Regions from separate parts of the Homo sapiens genome. Here region 1 is linked to region 2. Evidence: chromatin contacts called from ENCODE Hi-C or POLR2A ChIA-PET data. All regions are on one chromosome and are shown on one strand. The core of a region is the stretch at or near the end of the contact, and the rest is flanking DNA. Distances in the headings are between cores, read along the strand shown.

What was found. A loop is a pair of places that touch in the nucleus more often than their neighbours do. ChIA-PET counts read pairs that join two places held with the same protein, here RNA polymerase II (POLR2A). Pooled maps may share reads with other maps.
Region 1: a loop to region 2 is called in a pooled map, with 16 times the contacts of the local background. The contact joins the promoter of LINC02688 here to the promoter of GATD1 in region 2. A Hi-C loop is called at or near these places in 1 of 168 maps with a recorded cell type or tissue (mammary epithelial cell), 1 of 37 single-sample maps with no recorded cell type and 9 of 50 pooled maps. POLR2A ChIA-PET finds 5 or more read pairs at or near these places in 3 of 52 experiments (CD4-positive, alpha-beta T cell, K562 and Panc1).

The regions. Positions count from the first base shown.
Region 1 is chr11:1,048,358-1,051,637 of GRCh38, reverse strand. LINC02688 (long intergenic non-protein coding RNA 2688) reads right to left here and starts at 1,758. Exons shown (of 4, transcript NR_160890.1): 1 at 1,676-1,758; 2 at 1-15. LOC124902605 reads right to left here and starts at 1,946. Exons shown (of 4, transcript XM_047427955.1): 1 at 1,864-1,946; 2 at 1,676-1,759; 3 at 1-15.
Region 2 is chr11:775,570-778,786 of GRCh38, reverse strand. GATD1 (glutamine amidotransferase class 1 domain containing 1) reads left to right here and starts at 1,300. Exons shown (of 8, transcript NM_182612.4): 1 at 1,300-1,388. The coding sequence starts at 1,325. It overlaps LOC124900301, which reads right to left and starts at 1,209. Exons shown (of 2, transcript XM_047427954.1): 1 at 1,092-1,209; 2 at 1-670. It overlaps GATD1-DT (GATD1 divergent transcript), which reads right to left and starts at 1,209. Exons shown (of 2, transcript NR_126343.1): 1 at 1,092-1,209. RefSeq lists silencers at 800-899, 950-1,659, 1,670-1,879.

The DNA of each region.
Region 1 (3,280 bases), core at 509-3,008, 270 kb before region 2:
AGGACACCGCTGCATCTGAAAATGAGCAGGAAAGGGGTGCTCAGTGCAGCCTCAGGGCCTTGGGGACCCCCTTGGATCTTGCCAGCTCCCGAAATGCAGAGAGAGAGTCGGGCAGTGGGGCCAGGGCTACAGCCCCCATGTCTCCTCAACGTCTGCCTGGCTCTGTCTACCTCAGGGAACCAGGGCTCCTCATACCGGACCTGGCCTCTACCCGCCCAGGGCGCTTGGAGCAAAGACTGTGGTCCCAGGTTCCCCGACAGTGGAAGCTTCCCTGCCCAGCCCAAGCCGTCTGCAGCCAGACCAGAGGCTGGTGTGGCACCATGGAAGGTTCCGGAGGGCGAGAGCCGTGATGCTGTAGCCCGCCAGCAGGTGGCACCTGGCACCCGCACCACAGCCCGGAGGAGGGCTGGGCAAGGCGTGTGCTCAGGGCCGTGTGGCCCAGGTGTGTGCCTGCGTGTGCCTGCATGTTGGCAAGTCCGGTGCCCGGGTGGCTCTCAGGCATCTTGGGGAGAACAGTCAGCCCACAGCCGGGCCAGAGCCCTCTGGCCCCATTGATGGGAGGCTCTGGGACAGACAGCACTGAGAAGGGAGAGAAGCTGGGCAGGTGGGGCAGGTGGGGCCACCGGGCAGGCGTGAGGGTGACCCTGCCAAGTGGCACAGGGACGATCTGAGTCCTGCAGGGCCCGGCAGCGCCTGAATAATGGGAGAAGCTGTGTGAGCCGTGCACGGGCGGGACAGCAAGGCGGGCGGGCGTGGGTCCTGTACACACGGGTGTGGGTGTGGCTGAGCGACCACTCGCCCTCTCACATCCCCTGCAGTGAGCGTGGGGGCACTGGCCCCTCATTTCCCAGCCCCGCTGGGCCCACCTCCTGCCTGGCCCTCCCAGGGACTGACGTGTGGCCACCTACCCCTCGAACCGCAGGGGTTGCCTGTCCCCGCCTCTGTCCCTGCACCTCAGGCCCATCCCCGCCCTTGTCCCCGCACCTCGGGCCTGTCCCCGCCTTTGTCCCCGCAACTCAGACCTTTGGTGACACCTGTGGGCTCAGGCGCCACATGGGGCCCAGGACACTGGGGCCGCAGCACATCGGGGAGGGGAGGCTGCAGTCTGGGCCCAAGGGCATCCAGCCTCTCCACTCCCTCCCCGGTGACCTTGGGCAGGCTGCCCCCTCTCTGTGCCTGTTTCCTCATCTACGTGGGTACAGAACCCGTCTCCACCTGCAGTAAATCCAGTGATGGCGGGAGTGTCCCGCCAGCTGCACTCTAGGACCCGTTCGCTACAAGGATTGCACTGGGGGATGCCCTGTCCCCAGCTGGCCCGGCTCTGTCATGGCCTGGACCCTCCCTGCCTGGGCACGTCTGACCCAGAGAGAGGGAAGGCCACCAGGGCAACCCCAGAGGCCTGTCCAGCTCAGAGCCAGCCCCTCCTGCACCAGGGTCCCCTGAGATTCACCCTGACAGGCAGCAGGAAGGCAGGGTGCCTGGTGGCCTCCTTCCCCCAGGGATCTGGGGAGGGTCTGGGCTGGGCTCTTCTTTGACAGGCCGCCCGGGCCCCACCTCAGGCCTGGAGGAAAGTGGAGGGGTCCACACCGTGGCCGACCCTGGGACTGGAGACACATGGGCACCAGGACACGCGAGGCCCATGGGGGCCAGGGAAGTCCCCAGAATCCCCACTCACCACTCTGGGGTGGGAAGAGGCAGGGCCAGCCTGTCGACATGCATCTCCTGCTGTCCAGAGAATGCTCCCGACGTCCCCATTTTCCTACAGAAGAGGACATCCTTGCTGGGAAGCCGGTGGCTGCAGCCAGTCAATGGTGACTCCCAGAAGGTTCCAGGCCCCGCCCAGCCAGAACCCCAGAGCCAGACCTGGGGCCACAGGGCATGACGCAGCTCTGCCTATACAGGGACAGGCAGCTGCCCACGGCCATGGGCACAGGCTTTGAGGAAGCGACAAGGCTCTTGCACCAGCAGATTAAAATGCTGCCAAGCGGAAGAGTCTGTCAAAGCTCTCAAGGAGCAGCTGGTTCAGGGCCAGCAGGTGCTGGGGTGGTAGGGGGGCCCCTTGGCTGCTGTGACGGTGCCTGTCCCTGGCTCCCAGCCCGGGAGCCCCAGCAGTGCCTTGTACAGCCGGCCCAGACATGCAAAGGGCCAGAGCCCGGCACGCGGCAGTGTTGACTGTCATCATTGTTATTGCCATCATCATCATCATCATCATCATTGCTATTATTATATTATCATCAGGAAACTCACCTACATTCTGCAGGCTGTGGGTGAGGCCAAGGAGCAGAGGGCTGGGGGTTGATGTGGGCCGGCAAGGTCCAGGCCAGGAGGGTTCATCCCAGGGATGCCAAGACCCAGCAGAAGGTTAGCAGGGGAGGAGAGACCCTTACCCCAGGGTGACCCCACGGCGGGGGCTGCATGTGGGCACCAACTGGAGGCCTGCGGGAGGCAGGTGTGGCTCGGAGGCTCTTTGGCAAGGTGGGAGCCGGGGGTCCCTTAAGAAGTCCACCTTAAGAGGTCCTCCAGAGTGACCCAGGGAGAACCATTCTCCAACCCACCCACTCCTGGATCTCAGGCTCCCAGGACGCAGAGAGACTCTGAGCCATCTCCCGGGTTGTGCTGCTTGGTTATGGTGGCCCCAGGAAAGCGAATCAAGAGTTGCAGCAATGCTGCCCAGCCCCACGAGCAGGGAAACCAGAGCCAGGAGGTGGCGATAGGGACTGCGGGTGGGTGGACCGCGGGGCTGGGGTGTGTTCTCTTCCTGCTACTCTTCTACATTTTTCCAGGTTTTATTTAGTGACTATGTTCCACTCTGTATTAAAGTATCAAGATTCCATTTCATCAAGGACTAGCATTTTTAGCAAAGAGAGTAGCAGAGGCCAGGATTTAGCAACTAAAAAACTCCAGGAAATATGGGAAACAACATCTGTCAAGACGGTGGACATCAGGCGACGAAGAGAGTGGTCCCAGAGAGACAGCGGGTCCCTCCAACCTGGCTGCTATCCGGAAACGCCATGGCCTGAGCGGCATAAAAGCAACAGACACGCATCTCCACGGCTGCAGAGGACGGGACGTTCAAGATCCACACTCTGGCAGATTCGATGTCTGGTGAGGCCACTCCCTGGTTCACGGACGGCACCTTCCCACTGGGTCCCCTTCGCCTCTGGTAGAAGGGGTGGGAGAGCTCTCTGAGGTCTCTTTTTTTTTTTTTTCGAGACAGGGTCTCACTCTGTCACCCAGGCTGGAGTGCAGTAGCACAATCTCGGTTCACTGCAAGCTCACT
Region 2 (3,217 bases), core at 51-2,550:
TGCTGCCACTGCTAATTTTTGTATTTTTCTTAGTAGAGACGGGGTTTCACCATCTTGGCCAGGCTGGTCTTGAACTCCTGACCTCGTGATCCACCCGCCTGGGCCTCCCAAAGTGTTGGGATAACAAGCGTGAGCCACCGCGCCCGGCGGAGGCCAGTGGTTTTCAGGGGGTGTGACCCACAGAATTCCTCACCTTGGCTGTTCCCAACCATGACGGTTCCCCTGGTTGGAGCAGAGGCTTGGTGGGACCTTCATACTGGCAGCAGGGGGCCAGGGACCTGGGCGGCCCGCTCGCCTGCTGGCTCTGTCTCAAGCGCCCTTTTGGCCTCAAAGGGTGCCTGCCTGTCTGCCAACCACTCCACGTGGTCTCACCCCCTCCAACTACAGTCTAAGGAAAAACTGCTTCAGGCCAGGCGCGGTGGCTCACGCCTGTAGTCCTCGCACTTTGGGAGGCCAAGGCAGGCAGATCGCTTTAGATCAGGAGTTCGAGACCAGCTTGGACAACACAGTGAGACCCCCTCTCTACCCAAAACACAAAAAAATTAGCTGGGCGTGGTGGAGTGTGCACCTGGGGTCCCGGTTGCTCAACAGGCTGAGGTGGGAGGATCGCTTGAACACGGTAGGCAGACGCTGTAGTGAGCCGAGATCACGCCACTGCACTCCAGAGGCCCTGTCTCAAAAAAAAAAAAAAAAAAAGAAAAACTGCTTCAATTCTCCTCACCAAAGCCAGCACGCCCGAGGTGTCCCCATCTCAGGAAGTGACACTCCGTCCTCCCAGGAGCTCAGCCCGACGCCCCACAACCCTGCAGGCCTCCCCGCGACGCCCCCGTCCTGGGCCGGCGGAGCCCACCCCGCCTCCTGGACCCCGCCGTCCCCCTCCTAGTCTCCGGGGACACCCGGAGCTTCTGACCCCGCAGCCCCCCGGTCTCCCCTGCTCCTCGGGTGTGGCCACCGGAACACCACGGGCACCTTCGCGCCCCGACACCGCCGCCTGGCTCTGCTGATGCCCGCGCCCCCACCCCAGGCCAAGAGCCCTACCCCGCGCGCGCTCAGACTGCGCATGCGGCCGGGGAGGACCCTCGCGACCCTACCTATTGGCCCCTGCCAGGCTCGGATGCCGAACCCGCCGGGGCCAAAGCAGGCGCGACCTGCGACCGCCCGGGCGCGCGGAGCGGCGGGCAGCCCAGCCGACCCGGACCGGGTACGAACGCGCAGGCGCCCAGTCCCACCCGGCTCCGCCCCCGGCCGCCAGGGCACGTGACCCGCGAACTCCCGGGCGCGCCCAGACGCCGCGCACGCGCAGACCCAGCGCCGAGCCCGAGCCATGGCGTCCGAGCGGCTCCCTAACAGGCCCGCCTGTCTGCTCGTGGCCAGCGGCGCCGCCGAAGGTGAGGCCCGGCGGCCGGGGCCAGTGTCCGAAGAGCGTCCGCGAGGGGGCTGCCCGGGGCGGGAGGTTCGGGACACGGTGGGCGCGCGTCACGTGGCGCCGGAGGCCGAGGCCGCTGGGGGCGCCGGGCAGGGGCCGGGGGAGGGCGGAGCGGGGTCGGTGTCGGGATGGAGCTCGGGGCGGGGACGGGGGCGGGGGTGGGGTCGCGGGTTGGTGGGATGGAGCTCGGGGCGGGGTCGGGGGGTCGTGATGGATCCCGGCGCCGCGTCGCTCCTCCGAGTCTCGTCTGCCCGGCGAGGCGGCCCGGGCCCGACGTTTCTAGCGGAGGGAGCCGCGTGCCTGGGCCTGGTCTCTGAGGCCGCTGCGCTGCGAGAGGGGAGCCCGGGTGTGGGGAGGGGCCATTCCGGGAGTTGACCCAGCTCTGAGGTCGGGCGGCCGCGGGGACCCTGACCTTCTGAGCCACCGGCTTCTGAGGAGACCCGGAGCCCCCTCCTGGAGAAGGCGCCCCGCGGCCCCCGTCCTGGGGCAAGGGTACCAGGGCAGTACTGGCCTGGGGCTCACGCGGGTCGGAGCGCAGCGGGGTGCGTCCCCTGGCGCTGAGCCTGCAGGGTCTCAGGGCAGCAGGGGAGGGATGAGCAGCGGAGCACGAGGGTGCCTGGCCTTGTTCTGAGCCTTTTGGAGAGGGAAGTGAGCAGCCCAAGGTCACCGCACCACGGAGAGGTGGGGGCCGGGGTTGCGACCCAGGGGTCTGCCTCTTGAAGTCTGTAGCTCCTCAAGTGTGGACGGGGAGATGGGGCTGTGGGGTTGTGGCGTCACGATGTGCTGAGCTCCAGGGGTCCTGAGTGATGCCCCCAGACTGCGGGTGGGAGGAGCCTCGAGTGGGGTTCAGTCCTGGGGGGGTGGGTTGGGGCTTGTTTCCAGAGCAGGTAGGCGTGAGGAGGTCCGGCATGTTGAGGACGTGGGGTCTTAGCGCCAGCAGGCTGGGGGCAGCACTTCAGGAGGCCGGAAGGGCGGGCAGCTGGGGGAACAGAGCCTGCGGCAGTCTACTGGGCACTTTGTTTTTCCTCGATAAGTGGACATTTTACAGTGAATATGTATTAACTTATATAAGAATGAAGAGTCTGGGCGCAGTGGCTCACGCCTGTAATCCCAGCACTTTGGGAGGCTGAGGCGGGCGGATCACGAGGTCAAGAGATCGAGACCATTCTGGCTAAAACAGTGAAACTCCGTCTCTACTAAAAGTACAAAAATTAGCTGGGCGTGGTGGCACCCTCCTGTAGTCCCAGCTACTCGGGAGGCTGAGGCAGGAGAATTGCTTGAGCCTGGAAGGTGGAGGTTGCAGTGAGCCGAGATCGCACCACTGCACTCCAGCCTGGCGACAGACCGAGACTCCGTCTCAAAAAAAAAAAAAAAAAAAAAAAAAGAATGAAGATAAAAATGAAGCTGAGGGATTGGGCCCCAGAGTTAAAATAAATGTAGAGAGATACAGCTCACGCTACTTTGGAATAAACTTGTAAGTGCTCTCCGGCAGGCAGGGTGGGCGGGGCTGTGTCCTTCCCCTGGTAGGACAGAGGCCCCCAGAGCCTTCTGGATTGGGTGTGGTGTGTTGAGTTTCTTTTTTAAAAGTTTTTTGAGGGGCCGAAGGATGCTAGGAAGAGCTGGCGGGGGAGGGGTATAATCCCAGAACCCTTGTGAGGAAAGGGTCCCTCTGAGCGGCTTCCCTGGAAGGGGTGAGGGGGGGCCAGGACACTTCTGCGTTCTCCATGGTGCCTGAGGGCCTGAGTCCCTGGTGGTTCAGTGAGAGGATGAGCTGAACTCTGTGACCCTCAC